Regions from separate parts of the Homo sapiens genome. Here region 1 is linked to region 2. The links are chromatin contacts, found by POLR2A ChIA-PET in ENCODE. All regions are on one chromosome and are shown on one strand. The core of a region is the stretch at or near the end of the contact, and the rest is flanking DNA. Distances in the headings are between cores, read along the strand shown.

Region 1 (6,870 bases), core at 769-3,268, 70 kb before region 2:
GCTTCCCCAGACGGGGCGCTTCTCCAGGGCAGGATTCCGGTCTAGTTTATCCCTTTGTCCCCAGTGCCAAGCACAAAGCAGCCACCGGCAAAGCTTTTTTAAAGAGAAGAACAGACACATTGAGTTTGCACATTTGAAGCCAGGGCCAGAACTTATTTCCTGCCACCCTGATGGTAACAAAGATGCATTTTGCACTGTGCTGGGCTGTCAGCAGCCTGTATAACCTGTTCATTGATCCAACAATTTGGGGGTTGTAGGGAATTTCCCGAGGATTTTGCCACTGAGAATGGAAGCCAGGGCACAGGAGCCTCAGAACAGCAGAAGCTGAATTATCTTTTTGCTAGTGATCAATAGGATCCTGGGCTGTAAGATAAGATGTGAGAGATCCTGTCAGCCTGGGTGGGACCTTGGCAGCTGTCCCACTCTGGTTCTCACTTGACCTCCTCCCTCCCTCTCCCCTGTATACAATGGGGTTCATTTTCAGTTCTCCCACAGGCTGGCACTGTGTGAGGACTCAGTGATGAGAGTCATGGTAGCCCCTGACCTCAGGGCTCCCAGACTTGGAAATGAGGCAGGTTTGAACCCCATTCATATCCATATGGGGGATGGCTGCAACCATAGCAACCTGACCATACAAGCACTGCCTAAAGGGAGTGTCTGGAGCATAGAGAATGCCCAATAACATTTATCGGGTGAATGTGTGGTTAGTGCGGGTTTCTCTTCCTGGGTCAGCCATCTCCTCCTTCACAGAGCAAGTTTTCATCAGAACTGGGTTGGGAGGCATGGACACCTGCTTGTCAGATGATGGGAGCAGGGAGTGGAGGAGGGGGTTTCATTTGAAGAAAAGGAAGCAGTAGTTTCCTAGACAGAGAGGTCTGAAACAGTGTAGGGCTACTGTGGCATTATAGGTAGTTCAGGAGGAATGCAAGGAGGTGCCTCGGGGGAGATGGGGAAGAGGGGAAACAAAAGATATCAGGCTGTAGAGGGAGGCTGAGGCTTTTTCTTGTGGCACTGGGGAACTCATGACAGGTTGTCAGCAGAGGAAAGACATGACCCGATTTTCATTTTAGAAAAATGGCTCTGGTCATCTGTGTGGGGCTTAGATGGAAAGAGGGGAGACTGTTAAGAGGCTGTTGTCACAGTCCAAGTGAAAGTTGATGTGGCCTGGCTTAAGGGAAATAGGAGACTCATTCAAAACACCTTTACAAATTAGAACAGACAAGACGAGGTGACTGATGCGTCTCTCAAATATGTGTTATGTTCCTGCTGTGTTCAAGAAAACATAGGTATGTGAGAGAGATGAGAGGTTCAGAGATGGAGGAGACATGTAGACATGTCCCTGCCCTTACAGTGAGGACATGCATTCGTTATCACGTTTACTGAGTGCCCGCTCCGTCATGCGCGCAGGTAAACACAAGGTTCAAAGCAGCAAGTGCACAGGGAGCAGGAATGTGAAGTGCTGTGAAAATTTAGGTGCAGGAAGGACCTTGGAATATGGGGTGTGTGATACTCACGGGAGGCTGCTCCAGGCAGGGGAACATTGTGAGCAGAGGCACAATGATGTCAAAGCCTAAGGAACTGTGGCTTGGGGGGTGTGGGGCAGAGGGTTAGAGGGGGACAGAGAGAGAGAACATAGCAAGGACAGCCAGGGGTGGACTGTAGTGAGCCTCAAACACCAGCCTAAAGAGCAGCGGTGAAGAGGGCCAGTCGCAGGGGTCACAAAGCCTTCCGAGCAGGACAGAGGCATGGTCTGAGCTGTGTTTTACAAAGACAAATCTCATACCATGCTCAGGACAGCTGGAAGGGAACAAGCCCTTCCCTGAAGGGGACTACCAGTAGGTGGCCGTTGGCATAGCTTCCATGAGAGAAGATGATGCTCTGAGGGAGGTTTCTGGCAGAAAGGATGAAACTGAAGGAACAGATATGTGAAATATTGCAAAGGCAACCTCAAGAGTCCGCATATGTTTATTGTTTGTTCACTGGGCTCTGTGCCTGGTGCTGAGGGTGTGGGCAGATTCAGGCACCATTAACAAAGATCCTGTGCTTGGCAAGCTCACAGGCCAGTGGGGAGAAGGGAAAAAGGAAGTAACATTTGTTGCCTGAGGATTAGGTCTGGGTACTATGCCAGCAGCTTGACATGCATTATCTCATTTAATCTTAAAGCCACAGTCTCTGGAGGGTAAAGTGATTAGTCCAAGGTCATACTGACTAATTACAGGAACCCTCCAAAGATGGCGTTTTGCCTCCTATACCAGGTGTCTCTGTGGGAGCCATCTAGGTCTTTCTTGCATTCACTCCCTCACTGCATATGTAGATATTGCCACCTGCTTACATCCCATCGGTGACTCTCTGTTGCTCTCTAAATTCCATGCCATGCCCCCGTGTGATCCCACCTCCCTCTTATCTGCCGCTTTCCATGTCTTTAATCTGCTCTAGCCACACTGTCTCCTTTCTGTCCCTGAAATAGTCAAGCTTATTCCTGCCTCAGGATCTTTGCACCTGCTGTTCCTGAAGCCTGGGAAGCACTTTTCCTACATCATTGCATGGCAAGGTCCTTCTCAATCTTTTCATCTCTGCTCAAATTTCACCTCCTCATGGAGGCCATTTCTGACTACCTTAACTTACATAGACCCCTCAATCACACCACAGTACTTCTAGCTTATATTTCTCCTAGAACTTATAATAAACTGAAATCATCATATTTAGTTGTTTATATCTTTACTGTCTCTACATAAAGTTAAAAGATTAGCCAGGTGTGGTGGCATTCGCCTGTGGTCCCAGCTACTGGGGAAGCTGAGGTAGGAGGATCGCTTGGGCCCTGGAGGTCAAGGCTTCTGTGGGCCATGATTGTGCCACTGCACTACAGCCTGGGCAACAGAGGAAGACCCTGTCTTTAAATAAATAAATAAAATTTAAATTATTAAAAGCTCAGATCTAAGGAAGGAAATGGTCATGTGTTCTCCTGACTTAATCTTTTTAATTTTTTTTTAAATCATGGAGTTACAAACTGTTCGGGTTGGGTAGGAACCATTTCAGTCTTTAGAACCAGACGAACCTGGACTTAAATGCCATCTCTGCTATTTGCTAGCTTCATGAGTGCGAATAGGTCACTTAGCCTCTTAAGCCTCAGTTTTTACAGCTATAAAATGGAGATAATAATGTCTACCTTACATGAGGTATTTAATTAGATACTGAGTATAAATTGCCTGGTATGCACTTGGTGCTTATTAAATGTTAATTCCTCTTCTCTCCATCAAGGGACTATGTGGGTGTGAGCCTATTTCATTTTCCAGGCTGTGACCTCCCAAGGACCGCTCTGTCTTTCATCATTTCCCTGCCAAGGGGAGCCAGTGTGTCACAAGGACCTGAAGACAAATACGTTTGTTGAAGAAATGGTGAAATCTACTCCAAGGCCCTTGTTTTAGTTCTGGCTGCTATTTTTTTTTTTTTTTTTTTTTTTTTTAGAAAAAATACCATAGACTGGTGGCTTATAAGCCATAGAAATTTATTTCTCACTAATTTTTAGGTTGGAAGTCCACGATCAGGCTGCTAGGATGGTCAGGATCTGGTGAGGGCCCCATTCTGGATTACAAACTGCCTTCTCCTCCTTGCATCCTCACATGGAGGAAACAAGGCAAGAAAGCTCTCTGGCATCCCTTTCATAAGGGCACTAATCCCCCATTCATGGGGGGCGCTCCACTCTCATGGCCTAATCACCTCCCAAAGTTCCCATCTTCTAATGCTATCACCTTGGAGGTTAGAGATTCAACATATGGGTGGGCAATATGGCAAGACCTCATCTCTACATAAATTTTTAAGTAAAAATGTTTTATCTTAAAAATATATTAAAAAAAGAATTTCAACATATTAATTTTGGGGGACACAGACATTTGTCCGTAACAGGCCTTATTCTGTAGATGAGGAAGTTATAGCCCAGAGTGGCAAAATGACTCTCTAGGCTACACAGCGTGTGAATGGCAGAGTGCAGCTTAGAGCAGAACTTAAGTAGCCCAGTGCTTTTTGATGCCCCCTGAATGCGGCTGCTTTGGTTTTTTCCATTGTTCACATGCAGCATTCTGAGTCCTGTCCTAGGTTTCACATACGTCCACACAGCTCCCAAGGCTCAGGGGGATTTTTAGGCTGTAAGGAAGCCTGTGCCAGAGCTAGTAAACAAAGCTGAAATATTTCACAAGCTTTATAACAAGTGTTTATACACAGGCTTACTAACTGGCCTACAATGGTAAACTGTCTCTGAAATAAATTCTCACGGGCTGGAAGTGCAGGCAAGCACACCATTATAGCCACCAGCCTCCAGCCTGCTGAGGGATCATTCTGTTCAATCCACAAGGCTTCCTGAAGCCACCACAGTGCCTGGCCTTGTGCTGGGCCCTGGACTCCTAAAGACCAGTGAACCTAGGCTGAGGGGAAAAAGAAAACAAACAAACTTTTTATCAGAGGGATGTGAGCCCCCTTTAATTATCAGGCCCAATGAGGCACTGAAATGTGGCACCATATGACAGCAGTTACATTTCACCACCCCCTTGAGCTAAATACTTAGCTCTCGAAGCCACTTGCTACATGGGCTCTAGACTCACTGATGCCAAGTAGCCATAAAATGCCATACACTGGACACCATAACTCATACCCTATAGTTCAACAGTTATAGCCAATCACTAATCAATGTTATTTCTATAAACCAGTGAGAATCCCTGTCAAGCAACTTTATTTTGCTGTTTTTTGTTCTGTTTTGTTTTGTTGTTTTTTGAGTAAGAGTCTTGTTCTGTCACCCAGGCTGGAGATCTCAGCTCACTACAACCTTTGCCTCCCAGGATCTAGTGATTCTCCTGCCTCAGCCTCCCGAGTAGCTTGATTACCAGTGCACACTACCATGCCTGCCCGGCTAATTTTGCATTTTTAGTAGAGACAGAGTTTTGCCATGTCGGTCAGACTGGTCTCAAACTTCTGACCTCAAGTGATCTGCCCGCCTGGCCTCCCAAAGTGCTGGGATTACAGGCATGAGCCGCACTAGCCCTTGTCAAGCAACTTTGTATCAGCCCGTTTCTTGTACCCTTGTGCCTTTAAAGCCTGCTTATAACAAAGGTGGAACAGAGAACTCCCCAAGGCAACTTGGAAGTGTGTCCTGGGCAACTATCCTGAGCCTTGGCCTGAATAAACTCTCTACATAAATTTTGCCTTAGCCTCTTTCCTTAGGTTGACAAGGATGTGTTAGTCCATTTGTGTTCCTATAAAGAAATACCTGAGACTGGGTAATTTATAAAGAAAAGAGGTTTATTTGGCCTATGGTTCTGGGGGATGTACAGGAAGCATGGCAGCATTTGCTCCTGGTGAGACCTCAGGAAGCTTACAATCATGGCAGAAGGCAAAGGGGAGCCTGTGTGCCCCATGGCAAGAGAGGGACAAGACAGAGAGGAGGGCTGGGCACAGTGGCTCATGCCTGTAATCCTAGCACTTTGGGAGGCCAAAGCAGGTGGATTGCTTGAGCCTAAGCATTCAAGACCAGCGTGGGAAACACAGTGAGACTCCGTCTCTACCCACCCCAAAAAAGAAAGAAAGAAAGAAAAAAATTAGCCGAGTGTGGTGGCATGTGCCAATGGTTCCAGTTACTCAGGAGGTAAGCCTGGGAGGTCGAGGCTGCAGTGAGCCATGTTCATGCTACTGCACTGTCATCTGGGTAACAGAGGGACACCCTGTTTCAAAAAAATTAAAAAGAGAGAGAGGAGGAAGGCACCAGACTCTTTTTAGCAGCCAGATCTCATGTGAACTTATTACTGTGGGGATGGCACCAAGCCATTCATGAGGGATCCACCTCCATGAGCAAAACATCTCCCACTGGGACCACCTTGAACATTGCAGGTCTTGTTTCAACATGAGATTTGGAAGGGACAAAATATCAAGCCATACCAAGGGAGTAGGAACAGACATGGACATGGGGCAATGACCACATGATATAAAGTGGTCTGAGCCAAGACAGACACAAATGCAGAAAGCAGAAGGATCCTCCAACCCAGTCTGGTGGAAACCTGCAGGGAGCACTTTCTGGAGGAGGGGACATGTTAATTTCATACTTTCTATGTAAAGAGTATATTTTCTTCTCCTGGTAACATGGCTTTCAATGGAAAACTTGTGGTTGAGGAGAAATGAACTAGCCCCAAAGTACTTTAGTCTTGCATCTTAGAAATTTGGGAAATTCAGATTTGCCCAGGGGCTCCTGATGGATGCATTTTTGTCTCAACACCATATATATCATCCTGAAAACAAAACAAAACAAAGCAAAACAAAATCCTTTTGCAAAATACTATGATGTAAAAATTATAGGGCTTAACAACAACAACAACAACAAAGTTTGGAGCAGATCATTTAAAACATATGGTCTTTGTAAGCACAGTTCTAACAAAAACAGCACCAATCCTAGTAAAACAGCCTCAGGGTTAAATCACCAGCATTTGCACCCAGCATCATAGTCACTTCATCCTGGCAGCTTTAAACCTTTGGTTTTTGTACTTTCTCCCAGATGTGGGACCTTTATGGCATACATTTGTAATGGAAATTGGATTCATCAAAGTGAAAAATATGATCTAAGGTTTAGATTTCTTAAAAAACTAAACTTTTTTTTTCTTAAATACAAGAGGAAGTCTCTCCACAGCTTCTTCATCTGCACTCTTTGCTTCCCCAAAGGGCCTAACATAGTGGAAAGGGTAGTGTGTTCTTTTTTTTTTTTTTAATTAAAAAAAACTTTTTGTAGAGACGGGGTCTCACTATGTTGCCCAGGCTGGTCACAAACTCCAGGGCTCAAGCGATCCTCCCGCTTCGGTCTCCCAAAGTTCTGAGATTACAGGTGTGAGCCACCAT
Region 2 (7,169 bases), core at 3,293-5,792:
TCAGAGAGGGAAATTGGTTGTTCGAGGCCACACACTGAGAGAGAGGCAGAGCTGTGACACACAGTTTTTGTGCTGTTGGCATGTGTGGGAGTGGCCCCAGTAAATAAAACTTAAGTTAACAACTTAGCTGAAGCTCACAATGGGCAAGATAGGGTTCTTATCTTAACTCCTTTAATCCTCACAATTCTATGTGGAAGACACTACTGTTATCCCCATTTTACAGAGAGGGAAACTGAGGCATGGAGAGATTCAGCAAATTTCTCAGTTCACAGAGCTAGTAAGTGGTGGAGCTGACACTCGAATCCAGGCCCTCTAGTTTCACAGCCTGTGCTCTGAATTGCTTCACTTACATAGAGGCTCAGGGAGAAGGTAATTTAGTGAAGATGAGGTCAGCAGGATGGGCTCTAATCCAGTATGACCATTGTCCTGATAAGGAGAAGAAATCTGGACGCAGGCACACATAGAGGGAGAATGCCCTGTGAGCATGGAGATGGTCATCTATAGCCAAGGACAGAGGCCTCCAGAAGCCAGCCCTGCTGACACCTCCATCTCCGACTTCCAGCCTCTGGAACTGCGAGGAAACGTGTCTGGTGTTTAAGCCACTCAATCTCTGGTACTTTGTTATGGCAGCCCTAGCAAACTAATACACTCATGCAACATGGAGCCAGTGACTTAACTCTCTGTGTGTCACATAGTAGACTCAATAACACCCTACGAAGCATGGGCACATAGTAGGCCCTCAGCAAATGCTGGCTTTGCCTTCTCTCCAGGCCTGGGAACAGCAGCTGGCTGTCTCAGGGGAGGCGAGTGGCAATATTACTGAGTCATCCTGCCTCAGCATGGACCCAGGGCACCTGACCCTCGATCGGGCCCTCCTCTTTCCCCAGACGGGCAATCCTGCCCTCAGCTCCACCCCCATCCTTGGAGGTGAGCAGAGTTCACAGCTTTCTGTGTGCCAGGCTGTGAGGTGAGCAGAGTCCATAGCTGCTTTGCCTCTGCTCGTGCTGAGTAGCACACCTGCCGTGAGTGACTGACCAACTTGGCCAGGCACAGAGGGCAGGAGGGGAGGGGCCTCGGGGTGCAGGGGGTGACAGGTGAGTTGGGGCATTTTCCACAGTGCATGCATGCTGCATTTTATCTGATGCTCACAGCTACCCTCAGAGAGAACCTGAGGCCCAGAGGAGTTGAGGGACTCCCATTCAGTTCACCTGTGCTGGGCTTAGGTCCTTGGTGTCCAGGCTGCAGCCATGGCTGGACCACTTGCTTGCCCTCCAAGGCTTTGGGAGGCTATAGGGGGTGGCGGGAGGCCTGTGGGCCCAGCAGTCACCTGACCTGGGCTCAAATCTCAGCCGGGCCAGGGACCAACAGTGTGACCTTGGGTCCTCCTTCGATGGGAGGTTAATCATGCCCACCTCGCCAGGCTGTTGGGAGGCTCAGTGAGAGGCGGCGGAGGCCATCTCCACCCCTGGAACTCTCAAGGGAGTTCTTGTGACTTTCACAAGTAACTGCTAAGTTGCTGTTGCTGAATCAAATTCCTGGAGAGCCAGGAAGTATGTCTGTGGGTGGGAGAGACGTCTGGCACTTCCAGGGGGGCCCCAAGGCTTCCTTCCCACATGCCTGCCTCCCCCAGCGCCTGGCAGCCCTTGAGAGGGAAGGTAACAGAGGGGCCCAGAGGGTCTGGAACTTACCATGCCCCTGCTTCCTGCCCACTGTACCTGTCTGCACCCCTGGTTTCCCTGTCTGCAGTTCTGAGTTCAGTAAACGTGGTTTTACTTTCTTTATAGCACCTGTCGCCACCCAAACTTCTCTGGATTATTGATTGTATTGTCACTATTGTCTGCTTCCTCATCCCCTCCTAGAGTGGCAGTCATGGAGCAGGGACTTTGTTCACTGCTTTGTGTTGTTGACTGCTGTAGCTCCTGCACCTAGAGCAGTGCCTGGCACACAGCAGGAGTTCAGTCAGTATTTGCGGCAGGAAGGAAGGAAGGGACAGAGGGAGGGAGAGAGGGTGGAAATTGTGGGTCCTCTGTGGTCAGCCCTTTGCTGCAATTGGGGATGTTGCCTTAGGTTAGAGCCCAACCCTGCTGACAGAGGCTTCCCCTCCAGTGCCAGAGGCAGACACAGACACAGACAGTGACTGTGGGTGTGACCAGCACTGCGACAGAGGGAAGGAGGCACTCTGGCTGGGGAAGCCAGGGCAGATGGCATCTGATCTGCTTCAAGGAGTAGGCCGGGCTGGCTGGGGGCAGGGGGGTTGGGTGGGGGGCTGGGAAGCCTCAGAGAAGCATCAGCTGAGAAGACAAGGCAAGGAAGAGTCAGGGGGACAAGGGAGGGGCAGCATTCCAGGCAGAGAGAGCCGAGTGTGCAAAGGCAGGAAGGCAGGAAGGCTGTGTGGAGTTAGAGGCACCTGCTGCTGTCACTGAGTGCAGTGACTGGGAAGGTAGAGGTTGGTGGTGGGAGGGTCCCCTGAGAGAACGGTAGGGATCTCACGGAACGCAGCAAATCCAGGCTGTTTCTCTCCCAGTGCTCAAAGGCTCCTGACTGTGGAGAGCTAAAGCTGCCAGGAGCTGCCTGTGCTTGCCAAGTGGTTGCAGATGTTTCCTCCCTACTGCTCTGACTTTGCCAGGTGAGCACATTCTCCTGTCTGAGCTGGTATCTCTGTCTCTCTCTGTTTCTGTCCCTCTCCTGAGAGAGTCTAGCCTTGGGGTCCAGGCCTGGCCTGGCCAGGGTGGCCGTGGGATCTTGGAGCAGCCACCACTCCCCTTTCTGAGCCCAGGTTCCTCCTCAGATGCACAGTGGGTGGGTCGTTAGCGCCTGGAAGGCCTCTCCTCCAGGACCTGGTGTTTTCACAGACGAAACAGACTTCAGAGCTAATGCGTGCTTTGGTATCTTCCAGCCAGGAGACACTGCTCAATGGCCCCAGGAGGGGCCCAGGAAGGATTCATTCCAGCCTTGCTGGGGGTGGGATCAGGTTTCTGGTCCTACTCTAGCCAGGTGGCCATGGGGGAACCCTGAAGCCAGACACATAGATTCTGGTCTCTCACACACTCTCTTGGTGACCTCAGCAAGTTTCTACCTCTCCCCAGACCTCAGTCTTCCCTTTTATAAAATGGTTATAATAGCACCAGTCCCCTCTCTGCAGAGACAGGAGCCCTGCTCCTCGTCCCGGATCTGGCATTGGCTCACCTTAGGCAAGTCTGTTCCCTTTTTGGGCCTGTCTCCCCATGTATATGTTGAGGGGTTGGACTTCAGGGCCTGTGAGAGGCCTTCCAACTTAGACTTTCTCCCCAGGAGCATAAATTCAGTGAATCTACGTGACTCTCAGTGATGGCATCATTGCCTAATATCCACCCAGCTTCTGCTTGAAAACTTCCAGAGAACTCCCCACATCTCCACGGCTTCCTTCTACCTTCAGGTAGCAGGAAGTTCTCCCTCACACTGTACCTTTCTTCCTACATCACCCAACCGCTGGGGTCAGTTCTGCCGCCACAGAACTCCAAACAATTCAATAGACCTTAGGTACTGGGCACCCTGGCCAGGCCTCATGCCAGACTCCAGGATCATGGAGGAACCAGTGTTGTCCAGCAAGGACTGGACAGGCATAAAGTCCTGTAGCTCTGTCTGACTCCAGACTCAATAATAATCCCAGCTGCCACCGATAGCCCCTTCTGGGTGCCCAGCCCTGCTGCCTCATCAAATACCAGCAATATCTACCTCACTGAATCCCCACAACAACCCTGCCAGATAGTAACTCTCATCCCCATGTTATAGCTGAGAAAACTGAGGCCCACAGCAATTAGATATCTTCCCAAAGGTCACACAGTTGGTATGCGTGGAGCCTGATTAAAACCAATGTGGCTACTAGCCTCTCACTGGGCTCTGCTGCCTCTTGTTTGTCTCTCTGTTCCTGGCGTGCCCAGGTTTGGGGGCAGCCTCCTTCCACAGCCTCCTCAGAGCCAGCCCCTGGCTGCTTGTGCATTTCCTAAGGCGAGGAAGCCCGGGCAGGAGGGTCCCAGGGAGGATGGAGAGGAGACGGTGGGCCTGAACCCAGGGCTCATGACCTGTGCCCTCTGGAGGGATTCCAGGTATCACCAGCAGCCTGGGGAGGTACACCCTTGTGTGGGGAGGAGGAACTCTTCCCAGCACCCTCAAATTATCCCTTAAAATTAGCCTTGGCTGCAGTTAGGCTGGCAGTGGGCGAGGCCCTGGTCTGGGAGCCCAGAGTCTAAGCTGTAGTTTCAGTTGACCCCCTGATGGTCAGTGTGACCTTGACCTTGGATGGGGCCCTTCCCTTTTGGGACTTCAGATTCCCTATTTGCAGACGTGAAGAGGGGACAAGATCTCCCAGCAACATGCAGTGGCTGGAGCTGAATCAAACCCTGTGTTGGTCGGATCTAGAAGGGCGAATGTGGTCAGAATGTTCTCCCTCACCCCTCCCAGGTCTCTTGGCTGCCCTGGCTGGGCCCACCCCACATCTTCGCAGTGGCATGTCCTTTCATTTAGGAAAGGAGTTTCCTTAGACAGGCAGACAGTGATGGGGTGGGAGGCTTGGAAAGGGATGAGATCAGTGTGGCCCAGCTCCCTGCTGGAGTGGTGAACAGAGAGTGTCCTTGGGTCACACAGATCATTAACCAGCTGTGTGACCTTGAGCAGAGCTCTTAACCTGCTTGAACTTCGGTTTCTGTATCTGTAAAACAGTGATAATAATAGTACCTACTTTTGAAGGTTATTAATAGTGAGGATAAAATAAGGATTAAAGGGAAGTGTGTCTAAAACACTTGGCGCAGAGCCTGGTATGTAGTCAGCACTCAGAAAGTGTGGCCTTGATGACAACAATGATGATGGTGAAGATGGGAATGAGTGGGGAAAGGATGGCGACAACCGTTGCGTTGAACAGTATGAGACGCTGCTCAGCCTTCTCCGACATACTGGGTACTTCCATGCTTCCAGGCTTCACACTTGCCATTTCTTCTCCCTTGCCATCCCCCAAGACTTCTTCCAGCACAAATGCATCCTAAGTAATGGAGTAACCAGGCCCTGTGGATCTGAGCCTGGAGGAGCCCGGGGGCAGATTAGAACCCAATGGCTGTGCTCTGCATGAGGTGGGAGCACCAGACTTGGAGGAATTAATAGAAGGTTTCCCAGGGGAGGCAGAGCTTAGCTGGAGTCTTGATGAAGGAGTAGGAATTGGCTGGAAGAAGAGAATAGGATTTCTTTTTTTCCATTTAAAGCAGTCCAGGCAGATGAAATAACACGTGCAAAAGCATAGAGGTGTGAAATAGCATGTTGAGCTTGGGAAACTGCAAGAAGCACAATATGGTGCGAGTGGGGAGAGGGAGAGAGGAAGACGGAATGGGGAGGATGTTTGGGGTGGATCACGAAGAGCCTGTGTGCTACACCAGATACTCAAAATGTGCCTTGAAGGTGATGGGGAGTTATTCTTTTCATCATGCGACAAACATTCCTGAGGACCTACTTGACCCAAGACATCTTTGTAGCGGGCACTGCGATGTGCTGCCAATGCCTGTGCCTCCTACCCCCACACCTCCGCTGCTGAGAGTGCTGATGGCAGGCAGCTTGCAGGTGAGACTCCTCCCACCACCGTCATTGCCTCCTCACCTAATGCCATGGTCCCTCCAGGGCCAGCCTGCATCCAGAGACTGGTTCACATGGGGGTATAAAAGCCCAGGCCCCTTGCCCCAACTTGGGACAACTATGAAGAGTTTCCAGCTCCACAGCTCCCTGAGGGGCTGGCCGAGGCCTTTGTGGGGTTTGCCTCACAACCCAATTTATCCCTCTGGCCAATTCTGCTTCAATCACTCCCTGCCAGGTGTTGACCTTGAATGTACTCCCCCAATAAACCTCCTGCAAGCAAACCTTCATCTCAGAGTCTCCTTCCCCAGGAACCAAACCTCCAATGATCATTACTGAGGGATGTCAATGGTGGCTGACGTTTCACTGAGGGCTCAATGAGAGACCCCGCTTTTGGAAGGTGATTCTGTCTACAGTGTGAGAATGATGTGGAAGGACACACTGGAGTCCAGAGGCCAGTGGGAAGGTAGTTGTGATTTAGCAGAGAAATGATGAAGGCACCAGGTGGGTGGGGGCAGGAAGGAGGGACAGAGCTAGGGGACATAGAGGAAACAGCACTGCCAGATAGAGACTGGGTAATGAAGGAGTCTGCCAGGCAGAGGTGGAGGCAGTCCCTGGGATGAGTTTAACTGGAGAAACTCAGTTCAATTTGGGAGTTGTGAGAGTGCCATTTGCATGAAGTATGAAGGTGGAAGGGCCGGGAGGTGGGTGAAGAGCCTCCAGGAGATAAATTGGAGCTGGAAGTGTGGATCTGGGGTTAGCCAGCACTTTGTAGTTTACAGAGCATTTATTGGCACCCATTTAGTTCAGTATGGGCAGCAACCAATCAGAAGGGTTGCCAGGATCTTGAGGACCTTCTGAGGGGCTAGATATTAACCCCTTGGTTGCTGAATCATGGTGGGAAGGTTGGGGGATGCTGGGTTGCATGGCAGAGGCACTCAAGGGGCTCTGAGTCATGGCTGTTTACCAAGCAGTAAGTTAGAATCTGCATGCCAGCTGAGTATCAGCCCTACAGGTTCCTCTTAGAATCCTCACAAGAACCTGTTGAGGCAGATACTATAATCCCTTTCCCAAAAGAGGAAACCAGGGCTCAGTGAAGTAAGTAACTTTCCAGAAACCAGGCAGCTCTTAAACAGCAGAACTGGAGTTGAACCCAGGTCCGTCTGAGCCTGCATCCCATGGCTTTAAATGTTGGAGTGGGAATCAAAATGCAGAATTCTTGGCTCATTTAACCAGGGGCCTTTCCTCTCACTCAATGGCCACTTCCTGTAGTGAATTCCAGAACGTCTGATCATGAGCCAGTTTCTCCTTCCAAGAAACAGGGTTGAGAATGACCAGCCTTGTGGGGTGTGGGTGGAGTCAGACAACCCTACTGGGGGTTTCCAGGCCTGGGGAATCCGCCAGCTCCCAGTTTGGAGCCCAGGCACGTATGGGAAGGTTCTGGGTAGCAGCGGCTTCTCCAGTGGATTCCACCTCCCATGTCAGAAGGAGATCTTGGGCCAGCTATGCCTGCCTCAGCCTGGGTCTGTCACCTCCAACCTTTAGGAAAATGGGCTTCCTTTGAAGCAGTAAGCATC

The links. ChIA-PET counts read pairs that join two places held with the same protein, here RNA polymerase II (POLR2A).
Region 1: POLR2A ChIA-PET joins it to region 2 with 15 read pairs in activated CD4-positive, alpha-beta T cell. The contact joins two enhancer-like sites. POLR2A ChIA-PET finds 5 or more read pairs at or near these places in 4 of 52 experiments (H1, MCF 10A, activated CD4-positive, alpha-beta T cell and 1 more).

What each region holds. Positions count from the first base shown.
Region 1 is chr11:76,831,684-76,838,553 of GRCh38, reverse strand. No RefSeq gene overlaps it. Among named protein-coding and RNA genes, the nearest start is that of ACER3, 26 kb to the left of the region's middle. Within about 2 kb of position 2,018, at least 7 of the 41 ENCODE cell types and tissues checked have a DNase peak (open chromatin) inside an H3K27ac peak, as active enhancers do.
Region 2 is chr11:76,763,567-76,770,735 of GRCh38, reverse strand. LOC124902719 (a long non-coding RNA gene) reads left to right here and starts at 981. Exons shown (of 2, transcript XR_007062788.1): 1 at 981-2,225; 2 at 2,525-5,876. Within about 2 kb of position 4,542, at least 4 of the 41 ENCODE cell types and tissues checked have a DNase peak (open chromatin) inside an H3K27ac peak, as active enhancers do.